Linked DNA regions of Mus musculus: region 1 is linked to region 2. A link is a contact called in ENCODE Hi-C or POLR2A ChIA-PET data. All regions are on one chromosome and are shown on one strand. Each heading gives the region's core, a stretch centred on a gene start or an enhancer-like site at or near the end of the contact. The rest is flanking DNA. Distances are from core to core; before and after follow the strand shown.

Region 1 (4,661 bases), core at 1,218-3,717, about 14 Mb before region 2:
TTTCCTCGCCACACTTGAGGGGCTTTGTAATGAGATCGGGAGGTCCCTGTGCTCCTTAGGCACCACAAGGGACTATGGCCCACTGCTGTTTGTATTCTAGAGGTTTTGTGGCATTATTATTATTATTATTATTGTTGTTGTTGTTATTATTATTATTATTGGAAACAAAAACAAGAACCAAGCCGGGCGTGGTGGTGCATGCCTTTAATCCCAGCACTTGGGAGGCAGAGGCAGCCTGGTCTACAAAGTGAGAAGTGAGTTCCAGGACTGCCAGGGCTACACAGAGAAACCCTGTCTCAGGGGGAAAAAAATACTCCCGAGGCACAGGCAGGCAGATCTCTGAGCTTGGAATCGGCTTGGTCTACATAGCCAGTTCCAGAACAGTCAAGGCTACATACTGAAATCCTGTCTCAAAACAACAAAACTAAAATTCCCTTTTCACTTCAGGGCATCTTGCTTACATTTACATCCGTTGATGAACTAGCATCTGTAGGCAGTGTCCTCCCCCCCCCCCCACCCCCCCCCCACCCCCGGCAAGGAGAGAGGGACAGACACACTTCTGATTTCAGTTTTATTTGTTCTGTGTGGTTTGCGTGTTGTCACGTATATACAAGGGCGTGTGACCATCTAGAGGCCAGAGCGGAAGGCTGTAGTTTGGCTCATACTTCAAGAGTCCAGCCCATCCTGGTGGGGAAGGCAAAGTGGCTCTGTCAATTCTGGGAGAGGCTGGTGAGCCCTGTATTTTTTCTAAACCATTTCTGGAACTCTTCATTAGGCAATGCACAGTGATGGCCAAGTGACCCAAACCTGATTAGACAGAAAAGCTAAGAAGGGAGAAGAGCTAGGTGACAGAACACGGGCAAGGCCCCGCTTCGATCCCCAGCACTGCAAGCAAAGACCAAACAGCATGCTCGTACCACACACCTTCCTTCACCCCAGATATAGCAAAACATCAAGTGTCATGATACAGCCTAGAATCTCGGCACTCAGGAGGCTGAGGAAGGAAGGTTGCAAGTTCAAGGCTAACCTGAGCTACATCGTGAATTCCATCCCAGCTTGAGTAATTCAGTGAGACCCTGTGTCAAACCAACCAACCAACCAGGCAAGTCAGCAAGATGGCTCAGAGGGTAAAGACACTCACCTGAAAACCTGAACTCAATTGAATATGGATTCTCGCTTCACAATAGAACTAGACAACCAATTCCAATAAGTTGTCCTCTGACCAAAGACAGAGAGACAGACACACATACACTAAATAAATGTTGTAAGGAGAGAAAAAAAAAAGACCCCCTAAAACTAACGAGGGGCTGGAGAGATGGCTCAGACATTAAGAACACCTGCTCTGCAGTGAGGACCAGAATCAGATCCAGCGTCCTCTTAACACACCAGGTGTCCCTGCAAATGACTTAACCTTAACCCCAAGGTGAGCAGAAACCAGGGGGTGTCAGGGGGTTGCTGGATTCCAGCCTAATGAAGACAGTAGGCAACCTTGCCTCAGAACAGGCAGAATAGCAGCAGAGAGCACCCGGTGGATGCCCTCTTCAGGCCTGTGTGGGTTATATACAGGTACACACACCCCTACACACAACACATACATCTGCTTATACTCTCACACATAAACAAATCAAAATCTAAAACACACTAATTAAAAAAAATAATACAGAATTTACCGGTGAGGTGGCTCAGTAGGTAAAGGCTGAGAAGCCTGAAGTACTGAGTTCGAACCCTGGGACCCACACGGTGGTAGGAAAAAAACCAACTTTAGAAAGCTGTCCTCTGATCTCTGCACCTAGCGCATTGCGCACGTGCACACAGGAACACACATACAAATAAATATTTTTTTAAAAACTAAAAAGTTAATAAGAGGCTAGAGAGATGGCTCAGCAGTTAAGAGCACTAACCCGGGGACCCGGTGTCAATACCCAGCATCCACATGGGAGCTCACAACTGTGACTCCAGTACCAGGGGATCTGACAACGTCACACGGACATGAATGCAGGCAAAAGAAGGCAAACTGCACAAGGCACATAAGAATAAATAAATCTTTAAACAAGAAATGAAGAATTAGAAATGACGACTATCCTTTCTTATGAAGGCTGGAAAACAGACTCCTGTGTCAACTAAAGAAATCCAACCCTGAAAAAACCTGACTCCGCTTCGGGAGCGGTGCAGGCCGGTGTAGACGAGAAGTGCTTCAGGCAAGAAGGAGGGACGTGCCGGAGAAGGTTGGAGCGCAGGAAGCAGGCATGTGAGGACGCGCTGGGACCCGCGGAGTCCTGAGAGGGGACGTAGCAACCCGCTCCTTTCCTCCCGACTAGCACAGAGCGCCGCTGGCTAGCGGGACCCGGCGCGACCTCGAGAGTGCGCACGCGCGCCACCCCGAGCCGGAGAAATTGCGGCTGAGCGCAGCAGCCAATCGTGAGCTTCCAGGCAGTTGCGTCACTCCGAATCTGGCCGATCAACGCTGAGTTGATTATTGCTTCCGGCCCGCCCTCTAGCCTGAGGCCGGGGGAGGGCCGGACTGTAGCTAAAACCGAGGAGTACAGAAGCCTCCGCTGGGAACCCGCCCCACCGGGCGTGGGCACAGGTAAGTGCGGCGCGATGTCCCCGTAACATCGGTGACAAGGGCCGTGGAGACTCCGATCGATGTTATTTGGGTGGCACAGAGCAGAGGTGCTCCCAGTTTTCCGATCCCTCTCCTCCATTGGCTGCGTTAACTGGGACGATCGAGGGAGGGAGAGGGGACTGTACTTGTGTTCTCTGCTGCACACCTACAGGGCACCACCCCTACCCCTGCTTTGGAACCCCTAAATGTCTGCTCGTGAACCCGCTTCATAGCATGACCCCCATTGCAGCCTTTGCAGCCTTAGGACTGCAGAGATTTGAAGACGCCGATCGCCGAGCCTGCATGATTTTAGAGAAATGGAACATCCAGGAGCCTGTCTGTAGCCTTTCTTCTCCCTTGACGTTGGGAGCAAATCTGCTTGCTTTAGGATTAGTGTAGGCAGATGGTCACAGCCCTACAGCTCCGACATATGCTCCTGGTGACAGTGCAGGGGACCCACCTGTCGCCCAAGTGCAGGAACTGGGATCAAAGCCAGGTCGCTTCCTGCCGGCTGGGGCTGGGCCCGACTCTATTTACTCTCCAGGAAGGGCCCCCACTCCCATACAAGCTCTGATATTTCCTGTCTTCTTTTTTAACCCTAACATCACCTTGGAGTGGTCCCTGCGCTTGGCAGCCAGGAAACAACTTTAATAGCCAGTGCACATCAGACAGGAGTGAGGGTGTAATAGAAAAACCAGAAGAAGTCTTGCAGCCTGAAGACAGATTCCGCAGAAGTAAACGTTTTGTGGCTTCTGTGTGCTGTGTTGTGGCCTCAAGAGCATCTACTGCCCACTGCTTGCTCTGCTTTTTGTTTGTTTGTTTGTTTGTTTGTTTGTTTTTATGTATATGAGTACACTGTAGCTGTACAGATGGTTGTGAGCCACCATGTGGTTGCTGGGATTTTGAATTCAGGACCTTCGGAAGAGCAGTCAGTGCTCTTAACCACTGAGCCATTTCTCCAGCCCTGTTTTCTTGTTGTTGCTGTTGTTTTTGTTTTTAATTTCTTTGTGTGTGCAGATGCACAAGCGGCTGTGGAAGTCAGAGGTCAACCTGCACCATCCACTTTGTTTTTTTAAAGCTGGGATTTCTCACTAGCCCGGGGCCCACTAATTAGGCTAGGCTAACCAACCAGGAAACCCCAGGGATCCATCCACCTCTTCAGCTCTAGGGTTATAAGCAAGTGCCATTGTGGCTCACTTACAAGTATTTTTACAGTTTAGTGTGTGTGTTTTGCGTGTGTGCGCACACGCATGCGTGCGTGGCTCATGGGTGGAGATAAGAAGACAGCTTGCTGGAATGTGTGCTCTCCTTCCATCAGGTGGATCCCAGGGACCGAACTTAGGTTGATCAGCTCCGCAGCCACTATCTTCACCCGATCAGCCATGTAGCTGACCATGCCCCCATACTCACTTAAAAAGAAAAACAACAACAAAAAACATGGGTTAAACTTGGGTCCTCCTTCTTACAATGCAAGCACTTTACCAACTGAGCCATCTTCCCATACCTCTTTGTGGGTTTTTGTTTTTGTTTTGAGAGAAGGGCTGACTACGTAGGCCAGTCTGGCCTGGACTTGGAGCAACCCTGCTTTGACCTTACAGGTGCTGAGATTACAGGCACAGGCCCCTACATCAGGCTATTTTTTGGTCTCTGAAAGGATCTGTGAATAAACTGACCCAGAACAGCAGGTGGCTTTTGTGGTGGTGAGCCTTTTGAACCCAATGACGGAAGGGCCACGTTACATTTGTTTTCAGAGGTTCATGGTAAAGCAGAGATTGCTTCTATGGGATATGTTCTCTCTCTCTCCCTTCGCTTCTGCGAAACAAAGATATCTCAGATTCCCTGAATCACAAGATCCACACACCCAATTTCAAGAGTCCTGTGACCCAGTAACCCAAGTCAGGTTGCATGGTGATCTCACAGGAAGTGGTGTGTGACATCCTGTGGAGGCAGAAAGGAGCTGTGGTTAAATGCCAAGATGTTTACCCTGGGTGGCCTTTAGGTCACATGTGCCTGATGCCCGAGTCCCCACTTGGAAGGGAGTTTATAAACACACCCC
Region 2 (4,404 bases), core at 824-3,323:
TTACATATATATATATATATATATATATATATATATTACATATAACACACTATTTTGTCCTTTTTTGGAACTTTTCATGACTCCACATGGCCCACTGTATCTCTAAAGGACAGTTATTCCAATACTTCATAAAATCATAGACTTATTAAAAGTTAGAAAGGATGATGGAGAGATGGCTCAATAGCTAAGACCACCAGATACTGGCTTCCACAGGGTCCATGCTCAGTTCCCAGGAGCTCTTAACCACCCCCTAGATGAAATTCAGCTAGCTCTAGGCCATTCTACGCTTCTGGCCTTTCAAGGCTGACACCCCCACTTCATGTATATGTACCCACTGACAGACAAAGCTGGAAAGATCCCCTGAGGGTTTATTTATTCCAATGTTAAACAGCTACTTTGTGTACCAGACTATTTCAGGCCACAGGAGGCAGAGGCAGGAGGATCTCTGTCAAATCAATGCTATACCTGTCTAAGTAGTGAGTTCCAGGACAAGAACTCCAGAGTGAACCAACAGTTTTCATTTTATTCCTATATCAGTATCAAATAAAATGTCATAGTATTAAAGAAGAAATATCAGACAGGTACTGCCATGGACTCCAGTGGGTCTCAATCTTCCTGATGGTATAATGATCCCTTTATTACAGTTCCTTATGTTGTAGTGACCAAATATAAAATCATTTTCCCTTCTATTTCAAAACTGTAATCTTGCTACTGTTATAAACCATCATGTGGGCTGGCGAGATGGCTCAGCGGTTAAGAGCACTGACTGCTCTTCCGAAGGTCCGGAGTTCAAATCCCAGCAAACACATGGTGGCTCACAACCACCCATAATGAGATCTGACGCCCTCTTCTGGTGTGTCTGAAGACAGCTACAGTGTACTTCCATATAACAATAAATAAATTTAATAAATAAATAAACCATCAGGTAAACATTTTTTGGAGCCGAAGGAGTAGCAACCCACAGGTTTAGACCAAGGGGTCTCCCTAGCCTAGTTAACATCTGAATTAACATTTCAGGCTGGGGGAGGGAGAGGGGGATGCTGGTGCTGAAGTAGAGTGTCCTTGCAACCCACTGCTGACAACCTGAGTTTGAGCCTTAGAAAGATCAACAACCAACTCCCATAAAGTGCCCTGTGACCTTCACACAGGCTCCCAGATGGGACATCTGGAATCTTGATGCTGTCAAGAATTTCCTACTTCGTGTGGACAGGAGATGGCTCAATGGAGCAGCAGTTCTCAACTTGTGGGTCAGGACCCTTTCACAGGGCTCGCCTAAGACCAAACTTACAAAATTACAGTTACAATGTAGCAAAAAAAAAAATTTTTTTTAATGATCAGGGGTCACCACCACAACAACAAAAGGATCGCAGCATTAGGAATGTTGATACCCCTTGTAGTAGCGTAATTACAACTAAGGGTTAGCTATCCTGGACCCAAAAGGTGGAAAGAGAGAATTCTAAAATTCTCGAACCTCCACACACAAATAACGAGTAATTTTCTTTTATCCTTTTTTTCCCCCCTTCTATAAACCTTTAAACTCTGTAATCCCATCCCCAGAGAAGCAGAGTCAGGAAAATCAAGGAAGGCTATCCAGGACTTATGAAGTCCAAAGCTAGCCTGACAGAATCAAAAACACAGTAAGAACAAAACAAAACAAAACAAAAAAACACCCCCAAGAGCTTGACACCTATCACCATTCATTCTTTCCTCACCTCCTCTTAGACTATGCCCTCGACAGCCCTTCCCCCAACCTGTCTAGGGAAAATGTCACATTTCAGAGTCCTCTCCCGGAGTGCACAGAGCGTGTCCCCGTTCTCCGGGAGTCCTCCCCTGGTAGCGGATCCCTTTCGGCTCCCTCCATCTCACCCTCGGCTTCGCAGCTCTTAAGCTACAGAACCTCGTCCTGGCCGCCCGCGCTTTGTCCCCAGTCCCGAGGGTCTCACCCGGCCAGAAGGGTCACGCGGGAAGTGCGGATTCGGCTTCCACGTGGCATCCTCGGTGTCTGCACCTTAAGCGTCCAGACACAACAAACTCGGGAACGCCCACGGGCGTCCAGCAAGGAGGGAGGAAGGTGGGAGGTGGAACCTCCGCACGTAGCCAATTAGAGCCCAGGAGAAGCACGATCGCTGAAAGTTATTGGACGAACCAGACATCAGTAACTGGCAATGCGGTGCCACTGCGTACCACGCCGGGAAGTTGCTTGGCGACGAGGCGCTGTAGCTAATGGGAAGTTCCTGAGGTTGCTCTCTCAAATCTTGTCCTTCGGTTCTGAGATGTATGGTTAGTTTTTTTCTTTCGATGGACCACTGGATTCCTCCACTGCCAGGCTGCCCTTTGATTTTGAGACCCTTCTGCCTCAGCATCTCAAGTGAACTGGCATCTCAAGTGAATTACCCGCATGTGCTGCCACGCCCACTGTGTTAACACGTGTTAAACCTGAAAATTGAGTGGATGAAGACTAAACTCTATTGTCTAATCAAAAGCAAGCTTTATTTTAGAGGTGCATCCAGCATCAGGACTGGATATCCGGCTGTTTTATCCTAAGTTGGGATTTTAGAGAACAGGCCCTTACTGGCCTTTTGGGATTCCTTTTATGGCGGAGCGATAAAAGATTAATAGAAAACAGATGTAAGCATGTTTACAGGGCCTAGAGTATTGACTGTTAGAGATTGTTAGAAAAATACAATGAAACAGGAAGACAAGGATATATATCATATAAATGAGGTCTTTCCCCCCCCCCCCCCAGATTACATCAGATTTAGGAAGCAAACTTAGATAGAACCCTAGTTTCGTAAGTATAGGGGCTTAACACACTGGGTTCCTTAATTTGCAAGGTATGGGTACTTAATACAATGTGGTCCTTAATTTCGAAGGTATATGGGTTTGACACATTGCACCCTTTGATTTATGGTCTCATAGTCTCATCTTGGCCTGATTAACTCTTTCAAATCTTTGACAAGAGAGCAAGCATTGCTTGATGTTGTAGTCGGGGGAACAGGATTCTGGTATTGAGTATCTGGAGGGTGATTAGGTTAATATTGCACCAAAAACACAGAGCGCAAGTATTATGATTGATAGTAGAACCATCAGGGGGCCAATGAAGGGTGAGAAACATCTTAGCCAGGAGGGCCAATCAACATGTGCCTTGGAGATATTATTTCTCAATGTAAGTTATCGATTAGGTTATCGATGGTGTTAGAGAAATCTGATATGTTAACACATTTCAGGGAACTGTTGACATCCAAGATTATGTGTGATCAACTGAAAGACTACGGTAGCTCTATTTTGTAGGATTGTCATTCTTAACTCTCTAATTTCTCGGTTAATTTCTGTCAATATCTTTGTTGTATAGTGTTTGGCTAGTGAGCCAGCTATTTTAGAAATCTCCCTTTTCATCCCCACAACCAATGAGGGGCAGGTTGTGACTGCTGCTGAGGCGGGGTCTAGCAGATATGGGGAGCCTCCACAGGTAGAGCTCCCTGATCTCTTAATCCTATTAGAAGACTTTAGAGACTTTCTGAATAAAATAGGTGTGATTCTTCCTATCCCACGTATGCCCTTATAGCACGGGGTGGGAGCAGGAGAAGTGTATTCTCACAGATAAAAATCCACCCCAGGGGGGAATCATTTTCCCCTGGGGAGTGCATGATTGGAAATACTGCTGCAGTGGGGAGGGACATCAGTACAATCAAAGCATAGCCAGTGAAGGAAAAAGGCGTTATTTAGAAGGGCATCAGCTCTAACCCCAGAAATGTGTATGGGGGCATGTTCCATTGAGTTCCCTGCTAGCCTGGTATACTGTGACAATGTTTATGAGTGACTTCTTTTTTCAAAGATTTATTTATTTATCTTATGTATATAAGTACACTGTAGCTGTGTTTAAAGAGTTATTTTATTTATATAAGTTCACTGTAGCTGTCTTTTGATACACCAGAAGAGGGCATCGGATCCCATTTCAGATGGTTGTGAGTCACAATGTTTGTTTGCTGGGAATTGAACTTAGGACCTCTGGAAAAGCAGACAGTGCTCTTAACCACAGCCGTATATGTGACTTCTATTCAGTCTAGGGGTTTTGTGTGTGTGTGTGTGTGTGTGTGTGTGTGTGTGTGTGTTTCAGGAACCCAGGAATTGAAGGATCCACTTTGGGGATCTCACAAGGGAATACTTGATCCTAGGTGTCAGCTAGGTATCAAATCAATTATTGATAGACAGTGGCAGTGTAGACATGTTAATTTCAATGGAAGTGACCGGGAGCCCTGTTTTCCCTTTTTTATCTCAATACATTCATAATTTCCATTATCAGATCTTATCAAAGAATAATCCTGCTGAGGTCTGTATGGTTTCTCAGGGACTGGTCAGTCAAATTAGTCCCTCCCACTTGCCCTCCTCCCATTTGGGTAAAAA

The links. Hi-C counts contacts between places; a loop is a spot of excess contacts on that map. ChIA-PET counts read pairs that join two places held with the same protein, here RNA polymerase II (POLR2A).
Region 1: a map of T-helper 1 cell shows a loop between it and region 2 (7-fold over the local background). The contact joins the promoter of Tecpr1 here to the promoter of Zbed5 in region 2. A Hi-C loop is called at or near these places in 1 of 37 maps with a recorded cell type or tissue (T-helper 1 cell). POLR2A ChIA-PET finds 5 or more read pairs at or near these places in 1 of 5 experiments (Patski).

What each region holds. Positions count from the first base shown.
Region 1 is chr5:144,221,421-144,226,081 of GRCm38, reverse strand. It overlaps Tecpr1 (tectonin beta-propeller repeat containing 1), which reads left to right and starts at 2,467. Exons shown (of 25, transcript NM_027410.2): 1 at 2,467-2,587.
Region 2 is chr5:129,893,392-129,897,795 of GRCm38, reverse strand. It overlaps Zbed5 (zinc finger, BED type containing 5), which reads right to left and starts at 2,073. Exons shown (of 4, transcript NM_183088.2): 1 at 1,944-2,073. The coding sequence starts at 1,993.